4 separate regions of the Homo sapiens genome follow, and regions 1, 2 and 4 are each linked to region 3. Evidence: chromatin contacts called from ENCODE Hi-C or POLR2A ChIA-PET data. All regions are on one chromosome and are shown on one strand. Each heading gives the region's core, a stretch centred on a gene start or an enhancer-like site at or near the end of the contact. The rest is flanking DNA. Distances are from core to core; before and after follow the strand shown.

Region 1 (3,295 bases), core at 277-2,776, 580 kb before region 3:
TGTGTTCCTTGCCGCAGTTGACCATGTGTTGCCGCAGACTCTCCGCAGACTGTTGTCTCTGGAGGCAGTCGGGCACCAGGAGCCTGCGACTCCCACGGCCTGGAGATCTCGCTCCTGCAGCCTCATCTGGTTCCTGGGTGGAGCCCTGCTGCCCGGGTCCTACGTCTTTCTCGTTTACTTATTCCTCTTGGTAGAAGTGATGTGCCTGGAGGGAAAGGGGTCACCTGGCACCTTGGACTGTTCTACCTCCTGCCTGGCTTAGACTGTGGCTAGATATAGAATTCTAGGTTGGAATTAATTTTCCTGCTAATTCTGAAGGCTTTGCACCACGGATTCCTCCATCCTAGTACGTTTGTCCCGCGGTTTTGAAATTCTCCAATGCTGTGCGTGTGTTGGCAAGGGTCCCTCGTCTTTTCATGTGCTGGGTACAGGCCCAGGGTGGCCCTTCCAGTCCAGTTACTGGTTTCCATGAGGTCAGGGATTGCTTTCTTATCTAATGATTTCCTCCCTCCACTTTCCCTGTTCTCATTTTCTGAAACTCCTGTTATTGGTGCTCTTAAACTGGTTCATTTTTCTTCTACTTTCTGGGAAATTTCTTCAACTTTGTCTCCAACACTGTGTTGAGGGTTTTGTTTCTGCTGTCATGCATTTAGTTTTTCAGAGAGCCTTTGGTTCTTGGAGTATTTATTTTTCTTTCTTTCTTTTCTTTCTTTTTTTTTTTTTGAGGCAGAGTTTCGCCCTTGTCACCCAGGCTGGAGTGCAGTGGTGCAATCTCGGCTCACTGCAACCTTTGCCTCCCTGGTTCAAGTCATTCTCCTGCCTCAGCCTCCCGAGTAGCTGGGATTACAGGCATGCGCCACCACACCCAGCTAATTTTGTATTTTTAGTAGAGACGGGGTTTCTTCATGTTGGTCAGGCTGGTCTCGAGCTCCCGACCTCAGGTGATCCACCTGCCTCAGCCTCCCAAAGTGCTGGGATTACAGGTGTGAGCCACTGCGCCCAGCCGCAATTTTTGTATTTTTAGTAGAGACCGGGTTTCACCATGTTGGTCAGGCTGGTGTCCAACTCCTGATCCTCCAAAGATAATTCCCCCCGCCCAGGGCAGACGCTTGGCCCCCAGCTGTGGGAGCTGAGGGAGTTTCCGCTGCAGCCTGCAGGGTCACAGAGCTCCAGCGTGGAGTGCACCAGGCATGCCCCGTCTGCCCGGAGCCCCAGAGTCGGCTCCATCTCCTGCTGGGGGAAAAGGGGCGATTTTCCAACCAGTTCTGCTTAGAGCCCCCTGCATTTCCGGGGGACCTGGAGCTGTGAATTCCCAAGGCCTTTGGGGCAGTGTGGTGTGGACGGGTTCAGCTTCCTCTAGGAGGAGGGAGGGCGGGGCCAAATGGGACGGGGCGGGCCGGAGGAAAGGGTGGGCGGGGGAAGGAGGGGAGGCGGGGCCTCGGGCTGGTTGGGTGGCGTGGGTGTGGCTTGTGGGCGTGGCCTAGGAGGAAGGGCCACAGGAGAAAGCAGGGCTGGAGGCCGATGAGGGGCAGTCGGGGTGGGTGGGGCTTTGCTGGGTGGGGCCACTGGAAGAGGACAGGGCAATCCCACTGCTATGGGAGGAGCCTGGGGCTACACCATCCTCCAGCTGGTGCTGGGCCGGGTGCCAGCTGGAGAAGCCGTGACTGGATTGGTCCAGTGCTGGGGGCTTTGCCTGTGGGACAAAAGTCAAGGCCAAAGGGGCTGGGGAGAAGCCTGAGGAGGGATGGGGCTCCCTGGCTCTTCCTGGGCAGGAGAGGGTGCAGCCAAGAGTAAAGATGGGCACCTTTCCAGAGGTCACCAGCTCCAGGCTGTAGGCTGAACAGGAGGCCCAGGGCGCAGGTTATAATGTCATGGGGCCAAGGGTCTGGGCAGACCCCAGGAGGGGCGCTGGGTCTAGGGGCAGGGGACAGCCAGGCTGAAGTCTAGACCCAGAGGGCACCCGACGTGGGGCTGGGTGCCAGGCCTGGGCTATGGGCCCTCTGTTCCAGGGTGCTGGCCCACCCCACGCTCTCCAGAGGACCAGGGCGGCTCCCTGGAGAGCAGTTTTGCTCTCTGCCCACTCTCGGTAGGGGCCACAGCTCCAAGGGCGTTTATAAACAGATGAGCCTCCCTTCTCCCACCACCCCAAGACTTGCTTGAGCTACAAAATAAGGATCTTCATAAAAATAGCACCATCTGAAAGGAAGGCAAGTTGGCCCAGGCCCCAGCAGCACCAGGGCCACAGAGTGAGCTTGGATGGCAGCCCCCGACCCTGTCCAGCCCGGCCCGGCCCGGCCCTTCGGCCCTTCGGCCCTTCTCAGGACTTCGCCGGGGGAGGCTGCACCTGCCCTCCCGCAGAGGGGCAGCCCCTGTGTAGCAGCCCCGGCCTCAGCGTGGGCACAGGGGCCAGGCCTGCGGCAGGACTGCTGGGAGCTGAGGTGCCGGGGAGGAGGAAGGGGCTGGGCTCTGGGGGAAGCGGCCCCTCTGTGGGGACCCCAGCCCCTCTGTGGGGACCCCAGCGCTGCAGCCTCCTCAGCCCAAGCCTGTGCCCACCTTTGCCCCTAGGAGATTGTGGACTGGTTCAATGCACTCCGAGCTGCTCGCTTCCACTACCTGCAGGTGGCATTCCCAGGGGCCGGCGACGCAGATGTGAGTGGCGGCCCTGCGGTCAGCTCCAGGGCAGACAGGGGTGGTGGGGTGGGGGGTGGACGGAGCCCTCGTGCCCTGAGTCTGGGATGATGTTGAGCCCTAGGGTGGGCCTGGGACTGGCCAAGGGCTCACCCTGACGTGCCTGCAGCCCTCCTGCCTCACTCTAGAACTTCAGCTCAGCCAAAGGGGAAAGCGGGGAGGGAAGGGGTGGCAAGCAGAGGCAGAAATGTGGATCCTGCGGAGGCTAAGCCAGGCCTGGGCCCTGACCTGGTGGCCCGGGGTGAGGGGAGCACAGAGGGGCACAGCCAGGGAGGGGCTCGGCCTGAGCTGCACTTCTGAGGTCCCCTGCCTGGTGTGTCCTGCCCTAGCTGGTGCCAAAGCTCTCCAGGAACTACCTGAAGGAAGGCTACATGGAGAAGACGGGGCCCAAGGTGGGTGTGCCGCACGTGCGGCCTGGGGTGGCCTGGGGTACGCCATGGTGGGTCTCGGACTGAAGTGCAGCAGCCTTGCCAGCTGCCGCCTGTGTTTTAAACTGGTGTCTGGTGGGTCCTCACAGCCCCTTGTCTGTGCCTGGCCGGGGTCCCCGAGGACTCGGGCCACTGTCCTAGGCTTTGGTTAGACCCTCCCTGCCCGCTCACGTCTGACC
Region 2 (3,431 bases), core at 549-3,048, 650 kb before region 3:
GAGGCTGGAGCTTGGGCCGCCCATGGTGCTCTAAACGGGCCAGTGTTCGACTTCCTCATGGCCAGGGCATGTGGGTACAGGTTCAGGGCTGGGAGAGACTCCGCGGGTGGACGCTGGGGTCTTCACTGAGCCCTTTCCCACGACTGCTGTTGCCATGACAACATCGACACGCAAAGGCCGGGCCTTACCGCTTACAGTACACTTTCATTCTGCCCTAGGTTGAGCTGTAACTACCCTCCACCCCCATTCGTATGGTGAAGCCACTAGGACCTTAGGATGTGACCTTTGCTTTGGAAATAGGTGCCAGGTGCGGCGGCTCACGCCTGTCATCCCAGCCCTTTGGGAGGCTGAAGTGGGCGGATCACTTAAGGTCAGGAGTTCGAGACCAGCCTGGGCAACATGGTGAAACCCCGTCTCTACGAAAAGTACAAAAAATTAGCCGGGTGTGGTGGCGCATGCCTGTAATCCCAGCTACTCTGGAGGCTGAGGCAGGAGAATCTCTTGAACTCGGGAAGTGGAGGTTGCGGTGAGCCGAGATCGTACCACTGCACGCCCGTCTAGGTTACAAAGTGAGACTCTGTGTTGAAAAAAAATATATTAGCTTAGCTGGGTGTGTTGGTGGCGCCTGTAATCCCAGCTACTCGGGAGGCTGAGGCAGGAGAATTGCTTTAACCTGGGAGGTGGAGGTTGCAATGAGCCAGGATCGAGCCACTGTACTCCAGCCTGGGCAACAAGAGAGAGACTCCGTTTTAAAAAACAAAACAAAGAAATAGGGTTGCTGCTGATATAATTAGTTAAGATGAAGTTATTGGGACGGCCCCTAACCCAACATGACTGCTATCCTTATAAAAAGAGGAAATTTAGGTTGGGCATGGTGGCTCATGCCTATAATCCCGGCATTTAGGGAGGCTGAGGCAGGAGGATTGCCTGAGCCCAGGAGTTAAGGACCAGCCTGGGCAACATAGGGAGACTCCATCTCTACGAAAAATAGAAAAATTAGCCTGGTGTGGTGGTGTGTGCCTGTGGTCGCAGCTACTCAGGAGGCTGGGGTGAGAGGATCGCTGAGCCCAGGAGGTCGAGGCTGCAGTGAGTCGTGATCATGCCACTGCACTCTAGTCTGGGCAACAGAGCAATACCCTGTCTCAAATAAATAAATAAAAATAGTAAATTTGGACATGCGCAGGACACCATGGGAACGTAGGGGCCGAGACCAGGTGGTGCTTCTGCAAGCCAAGGAACCTCACAGGCTGGCGGCCCCCAGAAGCTGGGAGGCTGGGACTGTCCCCAGGGCCCCCACTCTGCCCACTGCTTGGACTCCAGACCCCAGGACTGAGAGCACATTCCTGTTGTTGAAGCTGCTCGGTGGTGTCACCTGGCTCCAGCAGCCGCAGGCAGCGAGTCCACAGGCTCTCCTGTCCCTCCTGTGCCGCCTTCCTCCCCGGATGGGCCCCGTGATGAGGTCTCTGTGCGATGGGGAAACCGAGGCCCCAGCAGACACCTGGGATGCAGAGACGCCGGCACCGCTATGTGTCCTCGGGCAATTCGCTGAACCTTTCTGGGCCTCGGTTTCTCACCAATTCCAAAAGCTGATTCTGCTACCGACTGCTGTGAGGGTCCCAGGGGACGGGAAAGCCCGGGCAGCGCCCACCGGGGCTCAGGAGCTTGCTGACTCCGAGGGGGTGGGGCCGGGCCTGGGCAAGGGGTGGGGCCGGGCCTGGGCAAGGGGCGGGGACGGGGCCTGCTCGACGTGCTCGGCGCTCCCGGGGTGCCTGCTCGGCGCTCCGCCGGCCGCCCTGCGTACGCTCGCAAGGCGCTCGCAGACTCCGGAGTCGCCAACATGTCGACCGCCATGAATTTCGGGACCAAGAGCTTCCAGCCGCGGCCCCCGGACAAGGGCAGCTTCCCGCTGGATCACTTAGGTGAGCGGCGGAAGGTCGGCGGGCAGGGGTCTGCGATGGGGGGTCTGGGTCGCGGCCCAGCGCGGAGCCCTATGGGGTGCCGGCATCTAGCGCGGTGCAGGCGGGGAAACTGAGGCACGGCGGCCCGCCCCTCCGCCCCACCCAGCCCTGGGTCACTGCTGCGGCATGGACCCTGCAGGTGGGAGCTGGCAGGACCGTGGCCCCCGTGACGAGGGCAGCGACACCGACTCCTTGCGTCAGGCTTCCGGGTCTCCGGCTCCGCCCTGACTCACCCGGCGGGCTGTCTGTGCCCCGGGTTTGCAGAGCGGGGCATTCGGCGGCCACGAAGCCCGCAGCTGCAGCCGAGGCTTAGACGGTGCCTAGCGATGTCTGCTGCAAAGCTCAAAAGTGCTGCTGATCTCCCAGTGCTTCTGGCCGTATTCCGGTGGGGTTGCCTCCGTGGACATGAAGGCTTCGAAAAAGGATCTGTGGGCCGGGCGCGGTGGCTCATGCCTGTGATCCCAGCCCTTTGGGAGGCCGAGGTGGGCGGATCATTTAAGATCAGGAGTTCGAGACCAGCCTGCCCAACATGGGGAAACCCCGTCTCTACTAAAAATACAAAAATTAGTTGGGTGTGATGTGGCTCGCCTGTAGTCCCAGCTACTCGGGAGGCTGAGGCAGGAGAATCGCTTGAACCGGGAGACGGAGGTTGCAGTGAGCCGAGATCGGGCCACTGCACTGCAGCTTGGGCGACAGAGTGAGACAACGTCTCAAAAAAAAAAAGAAAGAAAAGAAAAGAAAAACGATCTGTGAATTACTGTTTCTTTCCCAACATTTTATTGTGACATTTTCAAATAGCAAAAATGAAAGAATTTTTACCCTGAACTCTCCTGTGACCATCACCTACATTGCACCTTAACCTCGTACTGGGCTGACTTTACCTCGTTGTGGGTTTTTTCCATTGTTGTTTTCAGCATGTTTATGAAGGAAACAAGTTTGGGTTTGATTGTTTTTGTTTTGAGACACGGTCTCACTCTGTTGCTTAGGCTGGAGTGCAGTGGTGCAATCATAGCTCACTGAAGCCTCGGCCTCCTTCCTTTCTGGACTCAGGGGAGTCTCCCGTCTCATCCTCTAGAGTAGCTGGGACTATAGGTGTGCAGCGCCACACCCAGCTAATTTTTTTTTTTTTTTTTTTTTTAGAGATGGGGTTTCCCCATGTTGCCCAGGCTGGATTATTTATTTATTTATTTTTGAAATGGACTCTCACTGTGTCGCCCAGGCTGGAGTGCAGTGGTGTGATCTCGACTCACTGCAACCTCCTCCTCCCGGGTTCAAGCGATTCTCCTGTCTCAGCCTCTAGAGTAGCTGGGACTATAGGTGTGCAACACCACACCCAGCTAATTATTATTGTTTTTTTATTTTTTATTTTAAAGATGGAGTTTCCCCATGTTGACCAGGCTGGATCATTTATTTATTTATTTTTGAAATGGAGTCTCACTCTGTCACCCAGGCTGGAGTGCAGTGGTGTGATCT
Region 3 (3,335 bases), core at 437-2,936:
TTTGAGAGGCCGGACTTCCTGGGTCCCTCTCCTGGCAGCTGCTCAGGGTCCCTGAGCCCCCTGTCCCCTGCCCTCTGTCCTCAGCAAGGGCCCTGGGTGGGGTCTTTTCCAGGGGGCAACTGCTTAGGGTCCCTGGGGCCCTTCCTTGCCCCTCTGTCCTCAGCAAACCTCTGGCCTGGGTCTGTCTCCTGCTCAACATCCCTGGGCCCCCTCCCCGCCTTGCCCTCCTGGCCCCAGCAAGGCCCCAGGCCTGGGGTCTGGGCAAGACCCCTCCTAGGTCAGGACAGGAGTGAATCCAGAGACCACTCGGCTTCAATTTGGTGCAGAGGCCCTAAAGGGCATTTGAGAAAAGATGGGGTAGGGAGGGGCCTGAGGGCAGCCGGACTGGACGCCAGGGGCTGAGCAGGTCACTGTCTCGCTGAGCACCAGGACAGCTGCTCTGCAAGCGTTCCCCGCGTTTCAGCCCCTCTTACAGGGTGGCTGTGGGAGTGACTGCGCGAGAAGATGGGTGTCAGGGGCTTACAGAGCCAGCCTTCTTGGTGGAGCCCTCCCACTGCCACCCCAACCCCGCTCCGTCCAGGGCGCTGCTCTCTTTCGGGGCGTCGGGCTGCAGGCCTGGACCCCAGACCTGGGTCTGCGGGGCGGCGGGGGCGGGGCCTGGGCCTCGGGGGGCGTGGCCGGGGGTTGGGGCGGGGCCCGGATCACCGCCCTCTGCGCCTGGCCCAGCCCGCGGCCCGGCCCATCCCTGGCGCTCTGCTGCCACCTGGTGGCGTGGCGCGGCCGTGCAGCCTCGGCCTCACCTGCGGGACAGCAGGTGCACCGAGCTCCTGGAAGGCGGCTGCTGGGCGGGCGCGGACGTCCGGCTTTAGGGGACAGATCTGGAAAGGGTGGGATGACGGGAAAGCTGCCCACTCCTCAGCGTCCGGTCAGGCCTCGGCTTCCGTGGCCAGACAGGGAGAGGGGCTTATGACAAGCACATCGCCACCTGGGCTAGGGAGTCCCGCGCTGCACCTCGAGAGCTAGGAGGGGCTGCGCATGAGGGGCCCGCACCCCTCGTTTTCCAGCTGGGAAACTGAGGCTAGAAAGGCCTTGGCGGCGCTTCCCAAGGGCAGTCCTCCCGTGCGCTGACCACTCGCCGCCTGGTCTGTGGATGGAGCCTGTGGGGCAAACAAGGAAACAGGCACACAAAACTGTCATGCAATGAACGCAGCCTAACATCAGAAAGCATGGCATAGCTACTTCCCACAGCGGGAAGTGCAGTGGAAAACACAGCAAAGCCGGAAGGCCACAGCCTGGGCTTGTCCCATGGGCGCTGCTGTGGCTGGGTGGGCTGGGTGTGGAGTGATGCATGAAGCCGGTTGCTGCCGAGGCCTGGGGCAGGTGGAGGAGGGCGATCCCAGAGCTCTGTGGGCCATAAAGACGTGGACTTTATTCTAGGTACCTGGCAGGGTTTCCTAAAGGGGGCTGCGGGGAAAAGGAGTGTGACATGATGTGGTTTCAGAAGTCCCACCCTCCCTGCAGGCCTGGCTGGAGTGGGTAGGGACATGCTGGCTTCAGGTGAGTGTCCTGGGCAAAGGGGCTTAGGGCCAGGCTGTTAGGACTTCAGCACAGAGGCTGAAGGATTTGCTTTGGGGAGAGATCCAGGGAGGTTATGGCCCACTGCCAGGTGTCAAGCCAAGTCACCCACAGGTGTGATGGGAACAGGGCCAAGTGACGTTTTTAAATGGCCCTATTTTCGATCCCGGGGTTACATTGTTTGCATGATCTCATTAATTCAGCACAATAGTCCTGGGTGTTTCTCTCCTTATCTCGCTTAATTGGCGTAACAGCCTGTGAGTCAGGCACTATTGCCCCTATTTCAGGCACAAGGAAGCTGAAGGCTCAGAGAGAGTTGAAGTGCTCTGTCTTACCCAGCAGGAAGGGGCTGCAGGATTCATCCTGGGCCAGACTGTGTGTGTGCCATTTTAAAACGAAGACACAGGGCCAGGTGCGGTGGCTCACGCCTGTAATCCCAGCATTTTGGGAAAGGCCGAGGCGGGCAGATCACGGGGTCAGGAGATCGAGACCATCCTGGCCAACATGGTGAAACCCTGTCTCTACTAAAAATACAAAAAAAAAATTAGCTGGGTGTGCTGGTGTGCTTGTAATCCCAGCTACTCTGGAGGCTGAGGCAGGAGAATCACTTGAACTCAGGAAGCGGAGATTGCAGTGAGCCAAGATTGCACCACCACACTCCAGCCTGGTGACAGAGTGAAACCCCATCCAAAAAAAAAAAAGACACAGTTCCTGTAACAGAAAATTACCATTTTAAGGTGTACAAGCCAGCTGTTTTCAGTAGATTTACAATATTGTACAGCCATCACCACTACCTAATCCCAGAACATCTGCATCACCATAAAAAGAAACCCTGTACCTGTTAGCTGTCCCTCATAAGTGTCCCTCCCCCAGCTCCTGGCAACGCCCATCTGCTCTCCCTCCCTGTGGATTTGCCCATTCTGCACATTTCATACAAATGCAATCATGGAAACAGTGGCCTGCTGTGCCTGGCTTCTTTCCCTGAGCAGGGTGACTTTGAGGCTGTCCAGGTTATGGTCTGGGTCTGTGCTTCATTCCTTTTCATGGCTGAATAATATTCCACGGCATGGACAAACCACACTTTGTTTCTCCATTTATCTGTTGATGGACAGGTGGGTTGCTTCCACTTTGTGGCTGTTGTGAGTGATGCTGCTGTGAACCTTTGTATCCTAGTATCTCTCTGAGTTCCTGTTTCAGTTCCTTTGGGTGTATACCTAGGATTGGAATTTCTGAGTCTTACAGTAATTATGTTTGCCTTTTTGAGAAAATGCCAAACTGTTTTTCAAAGTGGCAGCACCATTTTATGTTCCACAAGCAGGGTATGAGGGTCCCAGTCTCTCTATATCCTCATCAACGCTTGTTATTTCCCATTTAAAAAAATTATAACCATCCTAGTGGGTGTGGAGTGGAGTCTCATTGTGGATTTCATTTGTGTTTCCCTAATAATTTAGTGACATTGATGATCTTTTCAGGTGCTTAGTGGCCAATCTTTTATGGAGAAATGTCTATCAAATCCTTTGCCCATTTTCAAGTTGAATTATTTGTCTTTTTACTGTTGAGTCTAGGCCAGATTTTAAATCGCATTCCCTCTCTGGCTGAAGTTACCTGGGCTCTGCATAAAGTTCTACAGTGCTCAGCAAACAGTGCTCTCAAGCAAGGGGCAGCTGTCTGGGCAGGGCGTGAGTTCCTTCTCTGCCACAGCATCCTCTGTGTGTGAGCCAGTGATAACTTATAGATAGGTAGTGGGGAGAAGGGGGAGG
Region 4 (3,280 bases), core at 271-2,770, 620 kb before region 3:
ATACAAGACAAAAAAAACCCCGCAAAACCAAACAACGGCTGATCCTGTAACCGCATTCTTTCTCCCAAAAGCCGCCCTACTCAGCACAGGCAAAACTCCTGGTACCCGAGACAGGGTCACTTGGGCAAATGTTTGACTGACTGAGGGGTGAGGAGAAAGCCTGTGGTCTCTCTCGAAGACAGGGGCTCTGCTGAAGTAGGGCTGTTAGTGGCCCCTTCATTCATGACTCCCGTGGAGACCTGCTCCGGACTGAGCTCTGTGCCAGATCCGGGGGTGCTGGGTCTGGGGTCCTCAAGAAGCCCACGTTAATGGGGAGACAGGCTTCATTAATCAGGGAGCCTAACAGCTGTGACAGAAAACCCCCAAATCCCAGAGGCCGGGCATGACCCCCAAATCCCAGATGTGCAGCGTGACCCCCAAATCCCAGAGGCCGGGCATGACCCCCAAATCCCAGAGGTCGGGCATGACCCCCAAATCCCAGAGGCCGGGCATGACCCCCAAATCCCAGAGGCCGGGCATGACCCCCAAATCCCAGAGGTCGGGCGTGACCCCCAAATCCCAGAGGCCGGGCGTGACCCCCAAATCCCAGAGGTCGGGCGTGACCCCCAAATCCCAGAGGCCGGGCGTGACCCCCAAATCCCAGAGGTCGGGCATGACCTCCAAATCCCAGAGGCCGGGCATGACCTCCAAATCCCAGAGGCCGGGCATGACCCCCAAATCCCAAAGGTCGGGCGTGACCCCCAAATCCCAGAGGCCGGGCGTGACCCCCAAATCCCAGAGGTCGGGCGTGACCCCCAAATCCCAGAGGCCCGGCGTGACCCCCAAATCCCAGATGTGCAGCGTGACCCCCAAATCCCAGAGGCCAGGCATGACCCCCAAATCCCAGAGGCCAGGCATGACCCCCAAATCCCAGAGGTCGGGCGTGACCCCCAAATCCCAGAGGCCGGGCGTGACCCCCAAATCCCAGAGGTCGGGCGTGACCCCCAAATCCCAGAGGTCGGGCGTGACCCCCAAATCCCAGAGGCCGGGCGTGACCCCCAAATCCCAGAGGTCGGGCGTGACCCCCAAATCCGAGGCCCGGCGTGACCCCCAAATCCCAGAGGCCGGGCATGACCCCCAAATCCGAGGTTCAGCCTGCTGGTTCTCACGCACCATCCCCGGCCGGGGGCTCACTTGGGTGCCTCTCCTCCTGGCAGTGACTCAGAGCCCAGGCCCAGCCCCAGCCCCACTGGGCCTCCGCCGCCTGGCATGGGAGTCCCCCACCAGCCAGGGGTGGGCCCCGATCAGCGTTGGGAGGGGGGCTATCCTCCGCCAGGCCTGAAGGGTGGGGTCCTCTCCACTCATGATTCCCCAAACAGGCTTGGGTCCACAGCCGCACCTGCTTGTGGGGAAGCGCCTCGATTTCCACCAGCCTCACCCAGGAGAGCCTCCACTTAAAAATAAAAGCAGTTCAGAGATGACTCATCTCCCCCAGAGAGACTGTTCTCTCTAGGGTGCCTTTCAGCCATTCCACTCCCTTGACTTATTGTGAAGGGTCGTTGGGAGCCAGAAGAAAACAGGAGAGTCACACAGCAGCCCTCTTAGCCATCGCCCCAGGGCGGGGCTGGACGCTCCCCACATTTTGCCGTTTCAGAATGAGACATTTCACACGTGCAGCAGCAGAAAGACTGCGCTGTGGCACCCACACCCTGGGCAGTGGCTCACGCCTGTCATCCCAGCACTTTGGGAGGCCGAGCAGGTGGATTACTTGAGGTCAAGAGTTCGAGGCCAGCCTGGCCAACATGATGAAACCCCATCTCCACTAAAAATACAAAAGTTAGCCGGGCATGGTGGTGCGTGCCTCGCTACTCGGGAGGCTAAGGCAGGAGAATCGCTTGAACCCGGGAGGCAGAGGTTGCAGCGAGCCGAGATCGTGCCATCATACTCCAGCCTGGGCAACAGACTATGTCTCAAAAAAAATTCTGCTCCCTCAGCCTCCCAAAGCGCTGGGATTACGGGCCTGAGCCACTGTGTCCAGCTTTGTTGGACCTTTTAAGGCAAACCAGACATCGAGACGTGGAATCCCTAGACAGGCCACATGCAGGGTGAAGCCACAGCGCCGCTGTCACACCTGCAAAGTTAGTGGCCGCCGGGCGCTGTCACCCCACGCAGGGTGCGTCGTCATCCGCGGCTACCATCCGTCCTTCGGGGGTGTGCAGCGCGTTGGGTGTGAGGCACCCCCTGCACTCAGATCCTATCTGAATTTCCCAATCTTGGCCCCATCACCCAGGAGGATTCGGGCCCACAGACTTCTCCCAGGGCAGCGGACACGAGGAAAGCAGGTGGACCCATCCTCACGAGTGCCGGGTGCCCTCCAGCCCGGGGCATGGGCTCCTGTGGGGCCGGCCTCTGCTGGAGGTTCCCGGCACCCGCGGGGCAGAGCAGGTGCATGCAGATCGGCTTCCTCAGATGCCGTGGGGTGTCTGGGGAGAGCCCCGTCTGCACCGGGCAGAGGGCGGGGGGGGAGCTGGGGTTAGGTGCCTGTGGGGCGCACGGAGCCTGGTGTACCCGGGGGTCTCCGCTGAAGCCCCCCCCACTGCATGGCCGGGGGCTCCTGACTCGAGGCTCCGTCCACCCTCCCTCCGGGGTCCCTGGGCTGAGCCTCCGTGAACGTCCGGCTTTCCCTTGCAGATCCCGACTGGGCCTCCTACACTCTGGGCGTCTTCATCTGCCTGAGCTGCTCGGGAATCCACCGGAATATCCCCCAGGTCAGCAAGGTGAAGTCCGTCCGCCTGGACGCCTGGGAGGAGGCCCAAGTGGAGGTACGGAGGGGGAGGGGCGGGGGGACCCGCGCAGTCCCCGGGTGGCCTCAGCCCGGGCCTCTGGAGCCAGAGATGCCGGGCGGCCTGGCTGTGGCCCCTGGAGCCTTGGGCTACTCTGGGGGCCTGGCTGGCTGGACCCGAGGACCCCGCCCCCTCTCCAGCGGCTCCGCCTGTGTGGCTGCTCCACCCACCCCGTGCCGGGTCCAACCTCTCTGTGAGCAGCTCCAGGTGTGTGTGGTGGGCCAGGGAGCGAAGGCGGGTCGCCGATTCCCGTGCCCTGGGAGCTCCGGAGTGCTCCCCTCAAATCCCCACACCTGGAGCACTGGGCTCAGGGTAAAAGAGACCCTGTCTCTAAGGAAACAGAATGCAGCGTCCCAGGCCGCGCGGCACGACCCAGAGTCAGGGTCGCATTTACACGGCAGTCCACGTGCACCCCGGCCCGCTGCCGTGTAGGGCACCATTACCTGTCCCCTGGGCGG

Evidence for each region. Hi-C counts contacts between places; a loop is a spot of excess contacts on that map. ChIA-PET counts read pairs that join two places held with the same protein, here RNA polymerase II (POLR2A). Pooled maps may share reads with other maps.
Region 1: a loop to region 3 is called in a map with no recorded cell type, with 11 times the contacts of the local background. The contact joins two enhancer-like sites. A Hi-C loop is called at or near these places in 1 of 37 single-sample maps with no recorded cell type and 3 of 50 pooled maps. POLR2A ChIA-PET finds 5 or more read pairs at or near these places in 1 of 52 experiments (activated CD4-positive, alpha-beta T cell).
Region 2: a map of CD8-positive, alpha-beta T cell shows a loop between it and region 3 (16-fold over the local background). The contact joins the promoter of COX19 here to the enhancer-like site in region 3. A Hi-C loop is called at or near these places in 6 of 168 maps with a recorded cell type or tissue (CD8-positive, alpha-beta T cell, GM12878, K562 and 1 more), 4 of 37 single-sample maps with no recorded cell type and 9 of 50 pooled maps. POLR2A ChIA-PET finds 5 or more read pairs at or near these places in 2 of 52 experiments (activated CD4-positive, alpha-beta T cell and naive thymus-derived CD4-positive, alpha-beta T cell).
Region 4: a map of adrenal gland shows a loop between it and region 3 (5-fold over the local background). The contact joins two enhancer-like sites. A Hi-C loop is called at or near these places in 1 of 168 maps with a recorded cell type or tissue (adrenal gland) and 2 of 50 pooled maps. POLR2A ChIA-PET finds 5 or more read pairs at or near these places in 2 of 52 experiments (A673 and GM10248).

The regions. Positions count from the first base shown.
Region 1 is chr7:899,887-903,181 of GRCh38, reverse strand. It overlaps ADAP1 (ArfGAP with dual PH domains 1), which reads left to right. Exons shown (of 11, transcript NM_006869.4): 7 at 2,566-2,649; 8 at 3,018-3,080. Among named protein-coding and RNA genes, the nearest start is that of GET4, 25 kb to the right of the region's middle. RefSeq lists enhancers at 1,116-1,175, 3,234-3,295 and a silencer at 1,536-1,605. Within about 2 kb of position 1,526, at least 3 of the 41 ENCODE cell types and tissues checked have a DNase peak (open chromatin) inside an H3K27ac peak, as active enhancers do.
Region 2 is chr7:973,916-977,346 of GRCh38, reverse strand. COX19 (cytochrome c oxidase assembly factor COX19) reads left to right here and starts at 1,798. Exons shown (of 3, transcript NM_001031617.3): 1 at 1,798-1,919. The coding sequence starts at 1,838. RefSeq lists enhancers at 812-1,692, 2,324-2,393, 1,693-2,575 and silencers at 1,624-1,903, 1,924-2,083.
Region 3 is chr7:319,707-323,041 of GRCh38, reverse strand. No RefSeq gene overlaps it. Among named protein-coding and RNA genes, the nearest start is that of FOXL3-OT1, 30 kb to the right of the region's middle. RefSeq lists a silencer at 609-858. Within about 2 kb of position 1,686, at least 8 of the 41 ENCODE cell types and tissues checked have a DNase peak (open chromatin) inside an H3K27ac peak, as active enhancers do.
Region 4 is chr7:934,896-938,175 of GRCh38, reverse strand. It overlaps ADAP1 (ArfGAP with dual PH domains 1), which reads left to right. Exons shown (of 11, transcript NM_006869.4): 2 at 2,671-2,801. Among named protein-coding and RNA genes, the nearest start is that of ADAP1, 18 kb to the left of the region's middle. RefSeq lists a silencer at 1,172-1,221. Within about 2 kb of position 1,520, at least 4 of the 41 ENCODE cell types and tissues checked have a DNase peak (open chromatin) inside an H3K27ac peak, as active enhancers do.